Regions from separate parts of the Homo sapiens genome. Here region 2 is linked to region 1. Evidence: read pairs that join two places in POLR2A ChIA-PET (ENCODE). Cell type or tissue: IMR-90. All regions are shown on one strand. Each heading gives the region's core, and the rest is flanking DNA. Links, peaks and the distances in the headings are about the cores only. Region 1 overlaps M1AP (meiosis 1 associated protein). Region 2 overlaps M1AP (meiosis 1 associated protein).

What was found. Peaks named below come from ENCODE experiments on the same cell type or tissue, not always from the same donor. Only the 100,000 strongest peaks of a DNase experiment are listed, where the experiment ranks them.
Region 2: POLR2A ChIA-PET joins it to region 1 with 11 read pairs; 6 of 35 experiments call an interaction of 5 or more read pairs at or near these places.

What each region holds. Positions count from the first base shown.
Region 1 is chr2:74,572,795-74,581,132 of GRCh38, forward strand. It overlaps M1AP (meiosis 1 associated protein), which reads right to left. Exons shown (of 11, transcript NM_001321739.2): 6 at 3,662-3,824; 7 at 2,644-2,785. Among named protein-coding and RNA genes, the nearest start is that of DOK1, 22 kb to the left of the region's middle. RefSeq lists enhancers at 4,691-4,870, 5,690-5,789. In IMR-90, for the core only: a CTCF peak has its summit at 4,261; DNase peaks (open chromatin) are centred at 1,127, 3,467, 4,187 and 4,887; H3K4me3 peaks cover 302 bases; H3K27ac peaks cover 3,609 bases.
Region 2 is chr2:74,635,968-74,644,305 of GRCh38, forward strand. M1AP (meiosis 1 associated protein) reads right to left here. Exons shown (of 11, transcript NM_001321739.2): 2 at 4,069-4,360. The coding sequence starts at 4,308. Among named protein-coding and RNA genes, the nearest start is that of M1AP, 8.2 kb to the right of the region's middle. In IMR-90, for the core only: no CTCF peak of the experiment used is centred there; no DNase peak of the experiment used is centred there; H3K27me3 peaks cover 1,202 bases.

The sequences.
Region 1 (8,338 bases), core at 260-8,259:
TGCTCCAAAATATGGGTATCTACTAGTGACAGGTCAACTACATCCCTGCCCTTTTCCAAGACAGAAGACTAACAAAGAAAAGGTCTCTTCATCTCTACAACAGTGCTTGGCATACAGTGGTGAGTAAATATTTGATAAATAAATAGACAGATAGATAAATACAGATCCTCAAACCCTGAGTTTAGTGGCAGGGAGACTCTAATCTCGTGTATGTAAGCCAGGATGGAAGGGAATACTTTTTCCCATCCTTATTATTACTATTTTTTTTTTGAGACAGAGTCTCACACTGTTGCCCAGGCTGGAGTGCAGTGGCACGATTTCGGCTCACTGCAACCTCCGCCTCCCAGGTTCAAGCGATTCTCCTGCCTCAGCCTCCCAAGTAGCTGGGATTACAGGCATCTGCCACCACGCCCAGCTAATTTTTTATTTTATTTTATTTTTAGTAGAGACAGGGCTTCATCATGTTGGCCAGGCTGGTCTCGAACACCTGACCTTGTGATCCACTCACTTCGGCCTCCCAAAGTGCTGGAATTACAGGTATGAGCCACCGTGCCCAGCCTATTATAACTATTTTTTGAGACAGGGTCTTGCTCTGTCGCCCAGGCTGGAGTGCAGTGGTGCGATCTTGGCTCACTGCAACCTCTGCCTCCCGGGTTCAAGTGATTCTCATGTCTCGGCCTCCTGAGTAGCTGGGATTAGAGGTGCGTGCCACTATGCCTGGCTAATTTTTGTATTTTTAGTAGCTGTGGGATTTCACCATGTTGGCCAGGCTGGTCTTGAACTCCTGGCCTCAAGTGATCCACCTGCCTTGGGCTCCCAAAGTGCTGGGATTACAGACGTGAGTCACCACACCAGGTTATAGTTCCTATAACTTTTCCCCTACTTAGGACATTTGAGTTGTTTCTAATTTTTCACCACTGTAAATAACACCGAGATGAACATGCTGGTACATATATCTTCATCCCTTTCCTGACTGTCTTCTTTGGCTACATTCCCAGCAAAAGGAAAGGGTATCATTTTCCGGAAAATTTACATCCTCTCTAGCAGTGTATTAAAATGTCAATGTATGTTTAAAATATCAAATACTGTAAGAATGTATTGAAGCCACCTGGGAGAAATTCCTCCCATGTGATGTATCATCTCAGATTCTGAGGAACTGGGTGGAGTAAATAGTAAACTGAGCTGTTGGGCACTAACAGTTACAACGGCTCCGTTGTCTCTGCTCTGCAAAGACAGGAGATGGGTGTTCTTCAGACAGGAAACAGGAACTCAGTGGGTGGACCTAAAAGGGAGTGCGGGCTTCGAAACAGGAAAAAAAGAAGTCTGCTTCTGATAGTGAAAGAGATGCATTGCTGTGCTGTCCTGATCATCCTACTAAGTCAAACCTTTATTCTATATCTGTCCTTGCATTCTATTTGCAGTTGTTTTAATTTTGCTAAGTGTTGTGTTAGTTTCATGTGACTGCTTTTATTTTTTCCATTTCAGGGAATGACATCCATCTAGTTGTTCAAGTCAGAAACCATGCAGTTATTTGATACTTCCTCTTTCTCACTCCCTATATCCAATCTCTCAACCAAGTTCTGACAATCTTCTCTCTAAAATATTTCTACACTTGGTCATAGCTAAAAGGCCAAGAAGCGATTCTAAAATATTTCTCTAATTGGTTTGCTCATCTCATCTTGACTTCCAATGTTCTAGTTCAAACCACCACGGTCTCTTGACTAGTCTACTGCAATACCCTCCTAGCTCATTTTCATGTTTCCATTTTTGCTTCTGCGAGTTCATTTCCAAATTTCTGCCCAAGTAATATTTTAAAAACTGAAATAGATAATGTTATTTCTCATGATTTGTTTCCCTAAGTCCAAATCCTTAATTTGGCCTACAAAGCTTTGCATGATTTGACCCCTGCTCACCTCTCCAACCCTACCTTTTGTCACTCTCTCCCTTCCTCCCTGTTTCAGTCACAATGGCTTTTCTGTTCTTGATTTTTCTCTCAGCTCTTTCCAGCCTTAGGGTCTTTGCACATGCCTTTCCTTACACCTGGAATGCTCTGCCTGCCACCCTTCACCTGGTTAATTCTCACTTATCTTGTAGGTCTTAGTTTAAATGTCACTTCTATAGACAGGCTTTCTTATAGCAGCTTTTTCTTTTCCTTTATAAACTTCTCATAATTAAGAATATATACATTTCTGTTTCTTCCATTGGAGAGTGGGTTTCTTAAGGTCATAGGTAATGTCTTTTAGGTCACTACAGAATATATATCTAGGGCTTGACACAATGTCTGGCATAGACTAAATGCTCTTCATTTAAATGAACCATAACGTCTATCAGTGTTAGGAAGGAAGTAGGTTTTAAAATACAGGTACGTACGGAAAATTCCCTGTTGCCATTTAAATGTTAAGCTTGCCAATCGGGGATTTTCAAGTTTAGTGTTGTATAACTGAATTCAGGAATTATTCTCTATAGCATGAAACCAACAAAAGGCAAGTCATATTTACTCCAAATTTCAGAGTATTTCCAGTTTTTTCTGTCTTCTTGAGGGTTGAGGCAGATTTAGGATTGGGCAGAGTTAGTTAGCTGCTTTTCTGTGGTTGGTACTTTAAAAACGATTCTTCTTTTTCACCTGGGGACATGGGTACTCACCAGCAGGCTGTGACACAAAGCATGGAAATGTTGCTGATTTGTCTCCAGCTCATCCCAGTCCAGCTGCCAACAGCTTGTAGGTCTGAGGATGAACGGGAGTCCATATGTCAATGACTCGCAGAGCCCGCTAGATTTTAAAGCCCTAGGAAGAGATAATTACAGTCAAAGACTCCTTAGTGATATCTAGAACCTCCACCTAGATCCACTTCAATTCAGCTTAACTCTAAGACAGTACTGTGAAAGCTTTTAAATTAGTGTCTGTGAACTATGCATCTTTGTATGGCCAGCATCTAGCATAGTATCTAGCACACAGAAGATTGTCAAAGTTCAGGAACCTGTGCATGGGCACAGTGGTAGGAACTGGGAAGAGTTGAAGCAGACTCTGCCATTATTGCTAATTCATTGTGTTTTTTTGTTTTGTTTTGTTTTTCTTTCAAGATAAGGGCTTGCTCTGTTACCTAGGCTGGAGTGCAGTGGTTCAATTAACTCACTGCAGCCTTGAACTCTTGGGCTCAAGCGATCCTCCTGCCTCAGCTTCCCAGAGTGGCTGGGATTACAGGCATGAGCCACCGTGCCTAGTCTGCTAATTCTATCCTACAATTGGTTCTCCTGGAAGAAGGAATTCTAGTACTTAGAGAAATGGGAGGGGGCAGGGGTAGATCCTATGTACCACTTACTCCTTGAAGGTTGGATCTCTGTCTTGATGCCTAAACAAAGTAGCTATTCAATAAACATTTACTAAATGGATAAACACCTTTTTAATGAGTCAAAAGAAAAACAATCCTCATGCAGACCTCAGAGTGTTCTACTGCAGCGCTTCTCCCACCATCTGCACATTTGGCCTCCACATGCTGAGTAGCCTGTCTTTGCTTCCTCATGCCATAGCTGTAACTGCTACTTCGGAACTGACTCTTGCCTGCCTGACACTTAAGAGATACCATCTATCTCTGGAGTTCCTAGCCACAGAACCACTAAGAATAGCATTTGCATGGATTGGGGAGGTTCCCTTGGACCATACTTGATCACTTGGAGCTTGTAATGAGAGGCCGATGACTGGGAAGCCATCTGGTAGAGTGTGATGAAGTCTCCTTTAGGGTCATCCATTCTCAAGGAGCCGTCAGCTGTGCCAGCGAGTAGGGATGGGCAGAGCAGTCGCTCTTGGAGATCACATTTCAGACACACTACAATAAAAGGAGATTACATTTCAGACACACTACAATTGGAGGAAGGATTGTGGGTAATAAGTTACCTTAGGCTATGCCATTAAGAGACAACATCTGCTACCCATTCCATCTCTACCAGGCAAGCAAGGGATAGGAGGAGGCAGGAGAGTGGAAAGAGGAAAGCCTGACTGGTTTGGAAAGGGAGAACAGGTCTGGAAGCTATAGTATCTCTATCGCTCTACATAAAAGTTAACTTATCTTCAAGAGTCTGACATGATCTTTACTTGTTTTACTTCTGGGCTGGCTGAGCAGTTGTCTCATAGTGAGACATCTGGCTTGTGATCCAGTCTGAGGAACATGTATCCTCTGTGGAGGAGGTAGCTAATGCCAAAATATGCAGAGGCCCTTTGGCAATCACAGAAGGAAATCTTGCTTCTGCTGCTTCCTTGTGGCTAAGCTTTGGCAACAGTGCAGGTCAGATGAAGGAAGAGCAGTAAAGCAGAAGTCAGGCAGTCAGATGACTGCTACTGTTTCTCTGTGGGCTCGTTCAGGGACATTCAGAGTGGGGGGAAAGGAATAAGTTCCTGAAATAGCTTATTTTTTAATTCCCCAAAGAAACATGAATTTAGGACCTTCTGGGCCTTGGAGCATCACAGTGGCATCAGACAACAGTTCTGAGGAATGCTTAGGCTAGGTAGGAGTTACTCATCTAGGTATTTTACTCTTCTGCATTAAGCTTCTGCTCCAGTAGGTAACTGCATATGCCATAGTGTATGATGATCTGTTACACAAGCTTAAATCCTTGATATTACAAAGTTCTTCAATAAAACGTATACCTGGCTTGAATAGTGATAACAAACTTGTGAATATACAAATGTTGAGTACTTCTGAGAAGGCTGGTAGTTGATGCTAGTGACTTGTGAAATGACTGTACTAACTGCAATATGAGGTAAAAAACAACATAGAAAAAAATAGAGTGGCAGAACAGATGTTAGATCCAGCTGGCCCTCCTGGGCCCTGTGAATAAGACCTAGACATTAGGTCTTATCACATTAGACATTGTGAATAAGACATTCATTCTGGGTGAGACGGCCCTCAGCCTGACATGTCCCAGAGCACAGGAAGTCAGTAGGAGGGACTTTGCCTAGGACTCCAGCTTCCTCTTATTTCCTCTGTGCCTGACTTCTCCATTTCCGGTCCTGAGGCTTTAGGACTGGACAGCTGTGTTCATCTGGCAGAGGTTTTCAATTCTGGTTGCAGTAAGAATCATCTAGGGCAGCAATCCTCAATCATTTTGGCATTAGCGACTGGTTTCATAAAAGACAATTTTTCCATGGGGTGGTGGGGGATGGTACTGTTCCACCTCAGATCATCAGGCATTAGTTAGATTCTCATAAGGAGTGCACAACCTAGATCCCTTGCATGTGTAGTTCACAATAGGGTTTGGGCTTCTATGAGAATCTAATGACATAGCCGATCTGACAGGAGGCGGAGCTCAGATGGTAATGCTTGCTCACCTGCTGCTCACCTCCTGCTGATCCAGTTCCTAACAGGCCACAGGGGTTGGGGACCCCGATCTAGGAAACTTGAAAAAGATACTGATGTCTGGGCCCTACCCCAGACCAACTGAATCAGGGTCTCTGGGGGTGAAGCCCAGACACTGGTATTTTATTATACTTTAAGTTTTGGGGTGCATGTGCACAATGTGCAGGTTTGTTACATATGTATACATGTGCCATGTTGGTTTGCTGCACCCATTAACTCGTCATTTACATGAGGTATTTCTCCTAATGCTATCCCTCCCCCAAACCCCCACCCCATGACAGGCCCCGGTGTATGATGTTCCCCACCCTGAGACACTGGTATTTTTTATAAGTTCCCCATGTGATTCTTACTGCAGCCTGGGTTAAGAAATACCCAAACTGTGGTCTCAGCAGAGTGTCCCAAAGCTGGGAAAGCTGTTTTAGCTGGGCTTGAATCTAGAACCAGGTGTGCTTCTCCCACCCAGAGCCCAGATGCAGATGTGGCAGACACCATACCTAAGAACAAGAAAAGAAACTCATGTGTAACTCACTGTGTGCTCTGTCAGAGGAACGCCTTTCTAAGGGAAGCACCTAAAGACGGGGTGAAGGGCCCTAGGCAAAGAAGCAGCTGGCATCAGATAGAGAACCTTGTAAGAAGGAGTCAGAGTGAACATCTGAGATGCATACCCCAAAGAGTCTAGAGGAGGAAAGCTTGGGTTTTTTGTTTTGTTTTCTTTCATTTTTTGTAGTGAGCCATACTCCAGAAATCTACATGTGTGGCAATACATCAATTTTTAAAATAATAATGCCAGCATAATCTTTATTGTGTTTAAAATCTCAGGTGGGTCACATCCACCCTAGAAGAGGCCTAATTTCCCCAGACCTCATTCCAGCTGTGCCTAAACATCTGGATTCCAGTGAAGACCTCCCCAGCAGAAAAGCTGACTGCAGTCTGGATATAAGTTCCACTGTGCATCCCGAAGACCTACAGATTTCTGAAAAAATGATTATAGATGGAGTTAAATATTCTGGCTCTGATCCTGGTGCTGAAAGCTTTGGAAAGACAGAGGGGAAGCTAGAGAAATTCTGATTAGCACCATGGGCAAATGCCATGTGATAGTGGAAGAAAGGCTGGTTACAGGAGTTCCTGGCCTCTGAGGGCACCAGCCCTCCTAATGAAAGAAGTGAATCTCTAGCCCCTTTGTTCAGAATTGCTTAGCATGAGGCAGGTTAATATAGTAGATAAAGGCCCAGGTTCTGGAGGAAGATAGACCTGGGTTTATTGACATTGTCTGGGCTGAGAGTGTCAAGTGTACAAAATATAGATTTCTGATCCTAAGGGTTAAGAGTGGGCCCTGTTGCCTGGCTTCAAATCCTAGCTCTGCTACTAATTTTCTGTGCAGCCCTGGGAAAGTGTGCTTAATTTCTCTAAGTCTCAGTTTTCTCATATGGAAAATGGGGGTAATATTGTATTTAATTGATTCTAAGACACATTTTTTTTCATCTCTGTATGTGTCTTACAATTGCCATTGGCCAGGCAGGCACTCTAAGTCCTTACTTACTACTCTAACCTAAAAGAGCTCTCTCGATACAGGTAAAATACTACTTCTAAGTGACAAGAAAGAGCTGTGTAATGTTTAACGGGCAATGTCTTCTTTCTTTTTTTTAAAAAAAAATCTTTATTATTAAAAACATTTTTTTAGAGATAGGGTCTCACTCTGTTGCCCAGGCTGAAGTGCAGTGGCTCCATCACAGCTCACTGCAACCTTGAACTCCTGGGTGCAAGTGATCCTCTTGCCTCGGCCTCCTGAGTAGCTGAGACTACAGGTGCATACCACTGTGCCTGGCTAATTTTTTATTTTTATTTTTTGTAGAGACAGGTCTATGTTACACAGGCTGTCATTAATTCCTGGCTTCAACGGATCCTCCCACCTTTGCCTCCCAGAATGCTGGCATTACAGGAGTAAGCCACTGCACCTAGCCTGTTTTCTTTCTTACTGGTACATAAAATAGTGGTGTACCTTACAATTGATAGCATCTTAGATTCAATGACATATGGTAACAGTATCTGCCTCATAGTGTTATGTGAAGATAAAATGGGATAATGCAAGAAATGAAGTTAGTGCTTGGCACAGAGGCAGGGCTTAATAATGTTAGCTATACACTAGCTTCTATATAAAGTTGCTAGCTGCCTTAAGTAGGGAAAACAGATAAGTGAAGTCCAGAGGATAGGACAGGGAGAAATTGGTACTATCAGCCTTGGACAAAAGAGGTGGAAAGGAGGTTCTGGGAAGAATATTTTACACAAAGAAAAGACAGATTAAAATCAAGTTAAGTTGGCAAAGACATTCTGGGCACTAGGTTGAAATGGGGGAGAGAGGAAGAGACTTGACGGCCATCCCTAGACAGAAAGGGTCTTGGGAAGCCTTAATCCTGTGTAGTAACACCTCCAAAAAGCCCTCCCCTGTCCTAAAGAAACAATGGTCATAAAGAGTTCTATTACAGCTGAAGAAAAGGAACATATATAAAAACTCAAATATACTGCCAATGGCCAAGAAAGAGCTCTCAAAGGAGGCGGTAACCCCAGTGAGTCGTGTCAAAACTTATGAGAAGGGCTTTGGTAAACGTCATGTTCAATCCATTCTTCAACCCTCAATGATCTCTGTAGCCACTACCACTACCAGTATTCTGTTCAATGAGAAAGATGGGTACAAATTCCCACCCCTAAAGAAGATATACTTTGGTCATTTCTCTTTGGAGCTGGTCTTTGAGGACCCAGCTTTCCCAACCTCAGTGTGGCTGATTAGACTGATAGATGGGCCCATCTATCTGCAGGCCCAGCCACCCCAGGTCCCGCCTGAGCCAGCCTTCCGAGGAGATGGGAGAATGGAAATGGCCTTATTCCTGTCATCTAGTGGGACCTGGAATGAAGTATAATTGCCAGGCAGAACAGTATCCATTATCCAGGATATTTTTGGCATGACCAGAACACTGGATTGATCTCTCGGT
Region 2 (8,338 bases), core at 299-8,298, 63 kb after region 1:
TGGAGTATTATATAAATGTCAATTAGATCCTGTTGGCTGATGTTTTTCTATATCCTTATTGATGTTCTATAATTGTTGAGAGAGGGACACTGAATCCAACTATAATTGTGGATTTATCTATTTCTTCTTTTAGATCAATCAATTTTTGCTCCACATATTTTATAGCTTCTGTTGTTTGATGCATACACATTTAGGATTTCTGTATCTTCTTGGTGGATTGACCTTTTCATCATTGTCTAATGTCCCTCTCTGTACCTGGTATTCTTTGATCCGAAATCTGTTTCATCTGATATATTAATAAATCCACTCCTGCTTTGTTTTGGTTAATGTTTGCATGATATATCCCTTTCCATTCTTTTACTTTCAGCCTACATTTAATGTGTTTGAAGTTAGTTTCTTTTAGACAGGATATAGTTGGGTCATTTAAAAAATCAACTCTGCCAAGCCCTTTCTTTTAATTGATGTTTTTAGGTCACTCACATTTAATATAACTATTGATATGTTAGCCTGCCAATTTATTTGTTGTTTTCTGCTTGTTCCCTCTGTTTTTAGTTTCTTTGTTTTCTTTTACATACCTTCCAATGGGCTATTTGAATATTTTAAAAATACCCTATTTTGACTTATCCATGGTGTTTCTGAGTGTATTTCTTTGTATAGGTTTTTTAGTGGTGGCTCTAATTATCACATTGTACATAGAAACTTATCAGAGTCAACTGGTGTCAACATTTTACCAGTTCAAATGAAGTGTAGAAAACTTACCTCCCTTTATATCACTTTCCCCTGCTTTGTTTATAATATAATTGTCTTAGGTATTTCCTCTACATATATCTCAAACTCCTGGGCTCAAGTGATCCTCCTGCCTCAGACTCTCAAAGTGCTAAGATTATAGGTGTGAGTCACCATGCCCAGCCTCAAGATTTCATCTTTAACAATAGTTTTTACATGATGTGCCTTAATGTAGTTTTCTTCATGTTTCTTGTGCATGGCATTCATTGATTTCTTAAATTTGTGGGTTTGGAGTATTTATCAAAATTAGAAAAATTTTGGCCATTTTTTAAAAGTATTTTTTCTATCCCCTGTTCCTCTCCTTTGGAGACTTTAATTACACATATATCAGATGGCGTGAAGTTGCCCCAGAGCTCAATTATGTTCTATCCATTTAAAAAAAATGATTATTTTCTTTCTGTGTTTCATGTTGGATAGTTTCTATTCCTATGTCTTCATGCTCACTAATCTTTTCTTTTGTAATGTCTAATCTGCCAATAATTCCATCTAGTGTATTTTCCATGCCAGAAATTGTAGTTTTCCTCTCTAAAAGTTTGATTTGGAACTTTTAAAATGTCTTCTATATCTCCACTTAGCTTTTTGAACACATGGAACCCGATTATAACAATTGTCTTAATGTCCTCATCTGCTAATTCTAACATTTATGTCACTTCTGGGTCAGTTTTAATTAATAATTTCTTCATAATGAGTCATAATTTCCTGCTTCTTTGCACACCTATTTAAGTTTTGATTGAATGTCAGACAGTATGAATTTTACCTTGATGGGTGCTACATAGTTTTGTATTTCTATAAATATTCTTGAGCTTTGTTCTGGGATAGTTAAGTTACCTGGAAACAGTTTGACACTTAGGATCTTGTGTTTATGTTAGGTAGTCTTGAGCAGTACTAAGTCTTGGGCTATTTTATGCCCTACTACTGAGGCAAGATCTTTGTGAGTCCTCTATCCAATGTATCATGAATTATGAGGATTTCCAGCTTGGCTGATATGAACAGGTACTATTCCAGTTGTGAGTATCAGGTACCACTGTCTCTAGTCCTTCAGGGTGGCTCCTTCTTTGGCCTTGGGTAGTTTCCTCATGTGCATGTACTGATCAGTACTCTGCTGAATACTCAAGGGGCACCCTCTTCAGGTCTTTATAGAGTTCTGTATGTAGCTCCTTCTCCTCTAGCTATTAATACCTTGGTCTCTCTGAAGTCCCAGATCCATCTCCTTGACTCAAGGAAACCACTGGCACCCGCCCCTAGGTTCTCCCTCTCTGCATTGTAGCTTAGAAACTTTCTCAAGGCAGTAAGCTGGGACAATTCTTTTTTTTTTTTTTGAGACGGAGTCTTGCTCTGTCACCCAGGCTGGAGTGCAGTGGCGCGACCTCGGCTCACTACAACCTCCGCCTCCAGGGTTCAAGCGATTCTCCCGCCTCAGCCTCCCGAGTAGCTGGGATTACAGGCAGCCGCCATCATGCCTGGATAATTTTTGTATTTTTGTAGAGGTGGGGTTTTACCATGTTGGCCAGGCTGGTCTTGAACTACTGACCTCAGGTGATCTGCAAGCTGGAACAATTCTAAGTCTCACCTCATTGACTTCCTATCACCCAGGGGGCTTTGTTCTTTGCTGCGTGATGTCCAGTGTTTTGAAAAGTGTTTTTCATAGGTTTTATCCAGTTTTTTTTTATTGTTTGAGGCAAGAGGGTAAATCAGCTTGCTGTTATTCTATCTAGGGTGGAACAGTGACTTGCTTCCAATGAACAGAATGTGGAGGAAGTGACAACATGTTACTTTTGAGACTAAGACATAAAAGGTATTTTGGCTTCTTCATTGCTCTCTCTCTCTTTTGGATCAGTCGTTCTGGGAGAAGCCCGCTGCCACAAATTAAGGACATTCAAGCAGCCCTTTGGAGAGATCCAAGTGGTCAGGAAACAAGAATTTCTGCCAACAGCTAAGTGAATACGCCATCTTGCAACTGGATCCTCCAGCCTCAATCAAGCTTTCAGATGACTGACATCTTGGCTACAATCTCATGAGGGACCCCAAGCCTGATCTACCTAAGCCACTTATGAATTCCTAACTCATAGTAACTATGAGATGATGTTTATTAATTTAGACCACTACATTTTGGGATAATTTGTTACACAGCAATAAACAATGAATAGAGGTACCAAATTCTGCTCAAACTGTAGAAAGGATCAGTTGAATTTCTTAAATAATTTTATCCTTTTCCCATCCCCAACCCAGCCTAAGTAACAATGCACAGACAAAATCCCCATACTTAGCACTGGAGCATTTATACTCAAAACTTTCCCTGTGTGACTTTTGTCAAGAAATAAACCATGAGTTGTTATAAGCCTAAGGTTCTGTCAAAGCAACCAGGGTATGTTCTAACTCAAGAAGCATGAAGTAATATATATTATTTTCATTCTTTATAGTATCAACAGAGATGTTATCTTTCCACTTCCAATGAGGGAAACTAAGGCATTAATAAAAAAATAGATTTCAGTCATATATTACATTCATAATTCAGCAATGGATTTATGAAATTTCCTCTTTTGGAAATCTTAAATAAGACTTATATCCATTTGATAACGTATATTAGCAGCAAGGCTACCTCAAGGAAGGAGATGCATAGAACCTCTGGAAGTCTTTCTCTTCACTATGATTCTGAATTTTATACAAGGGAGAAAGGGAAGATTGAAATTTTGAGGAGGAGCATAGATAATTGTTTATGTATGAAGGAGCTTTGTAAAGACACTGCCCCTGGCCCAGCCATTGCCTTCCATAACCCTAGGGGGCAGTTTCACCTGAGTCTATGTGGAATGTAGAAAAAATATTTTCATGTTTTTGCATAGTTAGGGCTTTCTGAGCAAAGAAAACTGGTACCTGGGTTAAAGGGCAAGTCTTGGAAGTTAAAAGATGATTGAATAGTCAGAGACCTCAGAAGAGATTTAGAGGCTTCCCTCCTTGTGTGTTTACATTTCAAAGGGCATAAAAGGAGTCAGTTGTTTACATTTCAAACATCTGTCAATGCCAAGGTTTCTCTCCCTCTCTCTGGAGTGGAGCTTGTAGCCTATTTATACTCCCAGATTAATAATTTTGGATTTTCTCTTCAACAGTACACACCCCTATATATGCAGGATGCCCTCTGGCTCTCATGGTGTTACTCGGGGGCTACTGTGTGTGGAGAAGTAGTGCGGTTATTGTTATAAGTATTAATAACTGTGATCTCTATTCCAGAAACCTTACCACTGTATTTGCTTTCAGGGTAAAATGAATAAATATAGATATACTTACCACAAAAGGGAGGATGCACTCATGCTGATCTTGTACCATGTATAAACTGAACAGGGACATGCGGCTGGGGCCCATCAAGCTGCAGGCTAGAGAGAAGAAGTTCTGCAGAGCCTCACAGAGGTTGGTGCAGATGTCAGCCCAGGACGGTAGAGCAATGTGCACAATGAGAAGCCGTGGAGGTTGCTGGTCAATCTGAGTGTGAGTAGAGGGCCCTTTACCAGTAGTTCGCCCAGGATGCATGGCAGCAAAACCAGAGGGGGAACTGTAGCCACCAGCTGGATATTCTTTACACCTATAGGGAAGGAAAGAGAAACCACTGGTTTTCAAACTGAATTATGTGTGCTCTGTTGAAATATAAAATACAAGTCGAGGGAAACAAATCCAGAAAGGAGTCAGATTGGGTACTAAAGCTTGTCCAGGCCATCCTATTTTTTTTTTTTTTTTGAGACAGAGTCTCGGTATGTCACCAGGCTGGAGCGCAGTGGTGCGATCTTGGCTCACTGCAACCTCTGTCTCCCAGGTTCAAGCGATTCTCCTGCTTCAGCTTCCCGAGTAGCTAGGACTACAGGTGCACACCACCACGCCCAGCTAATTTTTGTATTTTTAGAGATGGGGTTTCACCATGTTGGCCAGGATGGTCTTGATCTCTTGACCTCACGATCCGCCCGCCTTGGCCTCCCAAAGTGCTGGAATTACAGGCGTGAGCCACCGTACCTGGCCCAGGCCATCCTATTTTAACAGCTCCCAAGAGATCTAGATGTTTGCCTATCATGTAAGCCTGAGAATGCTTAGAGATGCTGAGTGGAACTAATCAAAAGTTACACCAAAAAACTCAAGCTTCTGTCTCAAAGTAAGCTATCTGCCCTCATAAACTTTGTTTCTTTATTGGCATTTATTGCACTCTATTACAATTTGTTTCTATGACTGCCTCTCCCACTATATTGTAAGCTTCCCAAGGGTAGAGAACCTGTCTTGTTGATATTATTCATCAATGCCTAGCATATGTGTGTTTAGTACCTAACGAATAATTCTTAAAAATGAAAATATGACTACATTTCTCCTTGGTTAAAATTCTTTGGTTGTCTGAATCTCTTATAAGGTAAAATTTAAACTGTCTTTAAGACCTGTCATTACTTAATTGTTAGCCTCATTAGAAATTGTTCTTCGCCTCAAGATTTTCACGGAAACAATACCAAATATATTCACTTTAGTGCATTTGCTCATGCTGCTTCTCTGCCTCCAATACTCCTGCCTTCTTTCTCTACTGGCTACTTATACTTATCCCCAGGACTCAGATTAGGAAGTGAGAACAATTGAGAACAAAGAACCAATATAAGGAATGAGAAAGGGACATCATCACAAATGCTCAAACGTGAAAAGGGTTATAGGAGGACATAATGAATAGCTTTATGCTAATAAGTTTGATAAAGTGGACAAATTCCTAGAAAAATGTATCTAACCAATACTAAAGAAATTTTAGAAACCTAAATAGTCTATAATCATTAAGGAAATGTAATTGGTAATCAAATATCTTCCCACAAGTAAGAGGGTCAGATGATTTCACTGATGAGCTCCATCAAACATGCAAAGACCAAGAATTTCAATCTTTTTTTTTTTTTTTGTAGAGATGGGGTCTTGCCATGTTGCCCAAGATGGTCTCAAACTCCTGGGCTCAAGTGATCCACCTGCCTCGGCCTCCTGAAGTGCTGGGATTACAGGTGTGAGCCACCGCGCCCAGCCAAGAATTTCAATCTTAAACAAATTATTTTAAGAACAGAAGAACATATATAACAGGATACACTCCTCAACTAATTTTTTTTTTTTTTTTAGATGGAGTTTCACTCTTGTTGCCCAGGCTGGAGTGCAATGGCATGATCTTGGCTCGCTGCAACCTCCGCCTCCCGGGTTCAAGCGATTCTCCTGCCTCAGCCTCCTGAGTAGCTGGGATTACAGGCATGTGCCACCATGCCTGGCTAGTTTTGTATTTTTAGTAGAGACAGGGTTTCTCCATGTTGGTCATGCTGGTCTCGAACTTCTGCCCGCCTCGGCCTCCCAAAGTGCTGGGATTACAGGCGTGAGCCACGGCACCTGGCCTCCTCAATTAATTTTACGAGGTTAGCACGACCTTTGAAAGTGAAACCAGATAAAGGTGTAATAAGAAAAAAATTATAGGATAATCTCACCCATAAACTTGTAAAAATTCTAAATAAAATATAGAGAAATTGAAACTAATAATATACAAAAAAAAACAGCATGACCAAGTTGAGTTTATCCCAAGAACATAAGGTTGATATAACATTAGAATATCAATCACGTAATTCGTCACATTAAAAAAGTAAATGAGAAAAATGATATGATCATCCCAATAGACGCAAAAAAGCCTCTGTTTAAAACCCAGCATTTGTGCATGATAAAGACTGAGTAAGAATAGATGATAGGAATAATCTGACAAAATATATTTACAAAAAGAGAGAGCAAACATCATTCTTCATGGTGATATGTTGAAAGCTTTCCATGTAAGACAAGGAGCATGCTATCATCACTTCTATTCAGCATTATAGTGAAGGTAGTAATGAGGTAAGACAAATAAATAAAAGGCATTGCAATGGAAGAAAGAAAACTGTCATTGTGTGCCAATGATTGTGTATATAGAAAATCTAAAATAATCTACAGCTTTGTAATTTTTCCCAAAAGATCTCCTTGTCTTTTGTCAAATTTTAGTCTTAGGGATCTGTTGATTTTTAAATATTAATTTACATTTCAAAGAACTATCGATGACAAAGTTTCCCTTTCTCATCTTTTTAAATTTCATTTTTAGTTTGTTGCTTATGTATAGAAATATAGTTAATTAAAACAATCTTTTATAGAGATGGGGTCTTGCTATGTTGCCCAGGTTGGTCTTGAACTTCTGAGCTCAACCAATCCAACCGGCTCTGCCACCCAAAATGCTGGGATTATAGGCATGAACCACTGTGCCCAGCTATAATTAATTTTTGTATATTGACTTTAACAACCTTGCTGCACTCTCTTACTAATTATAATAATTTATCTATAGAACTTTTTGGATTTTTTTTGTTCTTAATCATATAATCTTTAAATAATCATATATAACAGGATACATGAAAAAAAAGTCAGATCATAGCAGCCAAAAGACTATTAATAACAATCTTGTTCACAATTACCCAAAACTGAAAAAAACACAAATGTCAATCTACATTAAAATGGATAAATCATAGTATATTTCCACATACAGCAATGAAGATGAATGAACTGCAGTTCCATGTGGCAACATGGATGATTCTAAGAAACATAATATTGAGTAAAAGCAGCAAGACACAAAGAATACATACACATGTAGCATGATTTCATCTACATTTTAAAAATAAGCAAAAGTAGTTATATTGTTTAGAGGTGCATACACAGTGATAAAATTATAAAGAAAAGCAAAGAATTGATTATCACAAAAATGAGGGTAGTGATTTTCCCTAGGAAAGAATGAAGGCATTATGATGAGAAGAGACAAAAGAAGGGGGTCCTGGGGTGTTGGTAATGTTCTTTTTTTTTTTTTTTTTTGAGACAGGGTCTCGCTCCATCGCCCAGGCTGGAGTGCAGCAGTGGCCCAATCTCAGCTCACTGCAACCTCCACCTCCCAGGCTCAAGTGATCCTCCCACCTCAGCCTCCTAAGTACCTGGCACTACAGGCATGCACCACAATGCCTCTCTAATTTGTGTGTTTTTTTGGTAGAGACAGGGTTTTGCCATGTTGCCCAGGCTGGTCTCAAACTCCTGGGCTCAAGCAATCCTCCCACCTTGGCCTCCCAAAGTACTGGGATTACAGGGATGAGCCACCACTTCCAGCCTAATGTTCTATTTCTTGATCTTTATTGTGGATATTGGGTATTCACTTTCTACTATTAAACTACACATTCATGTTTTATGACATTTTCTGTATATATGTTATATTTAATAATAAAAATATTTCAAGAAGAACATTAGGACAATCAAAAGAAAACAAAAGAAATATGATAAAAAAGATAGCTAAAAAATATGTCCCCACCTCTGAGAACTAAAATCATTCTATATAATTGTTTTTAGCTAAAGAATGTAGGGAAAATTAAAGCTTATTTGATTTCCCCTGTGACAATACAAAGATAATTATGATAATTTTCAGAAACACTTTGGAATTTAGAATCTTTAAAAATGATCTAAGAATACATAGATAGGCCGGGCGCAGTGGCTCACGCCTGTAATCCGAGCACTTTGAGAGGCT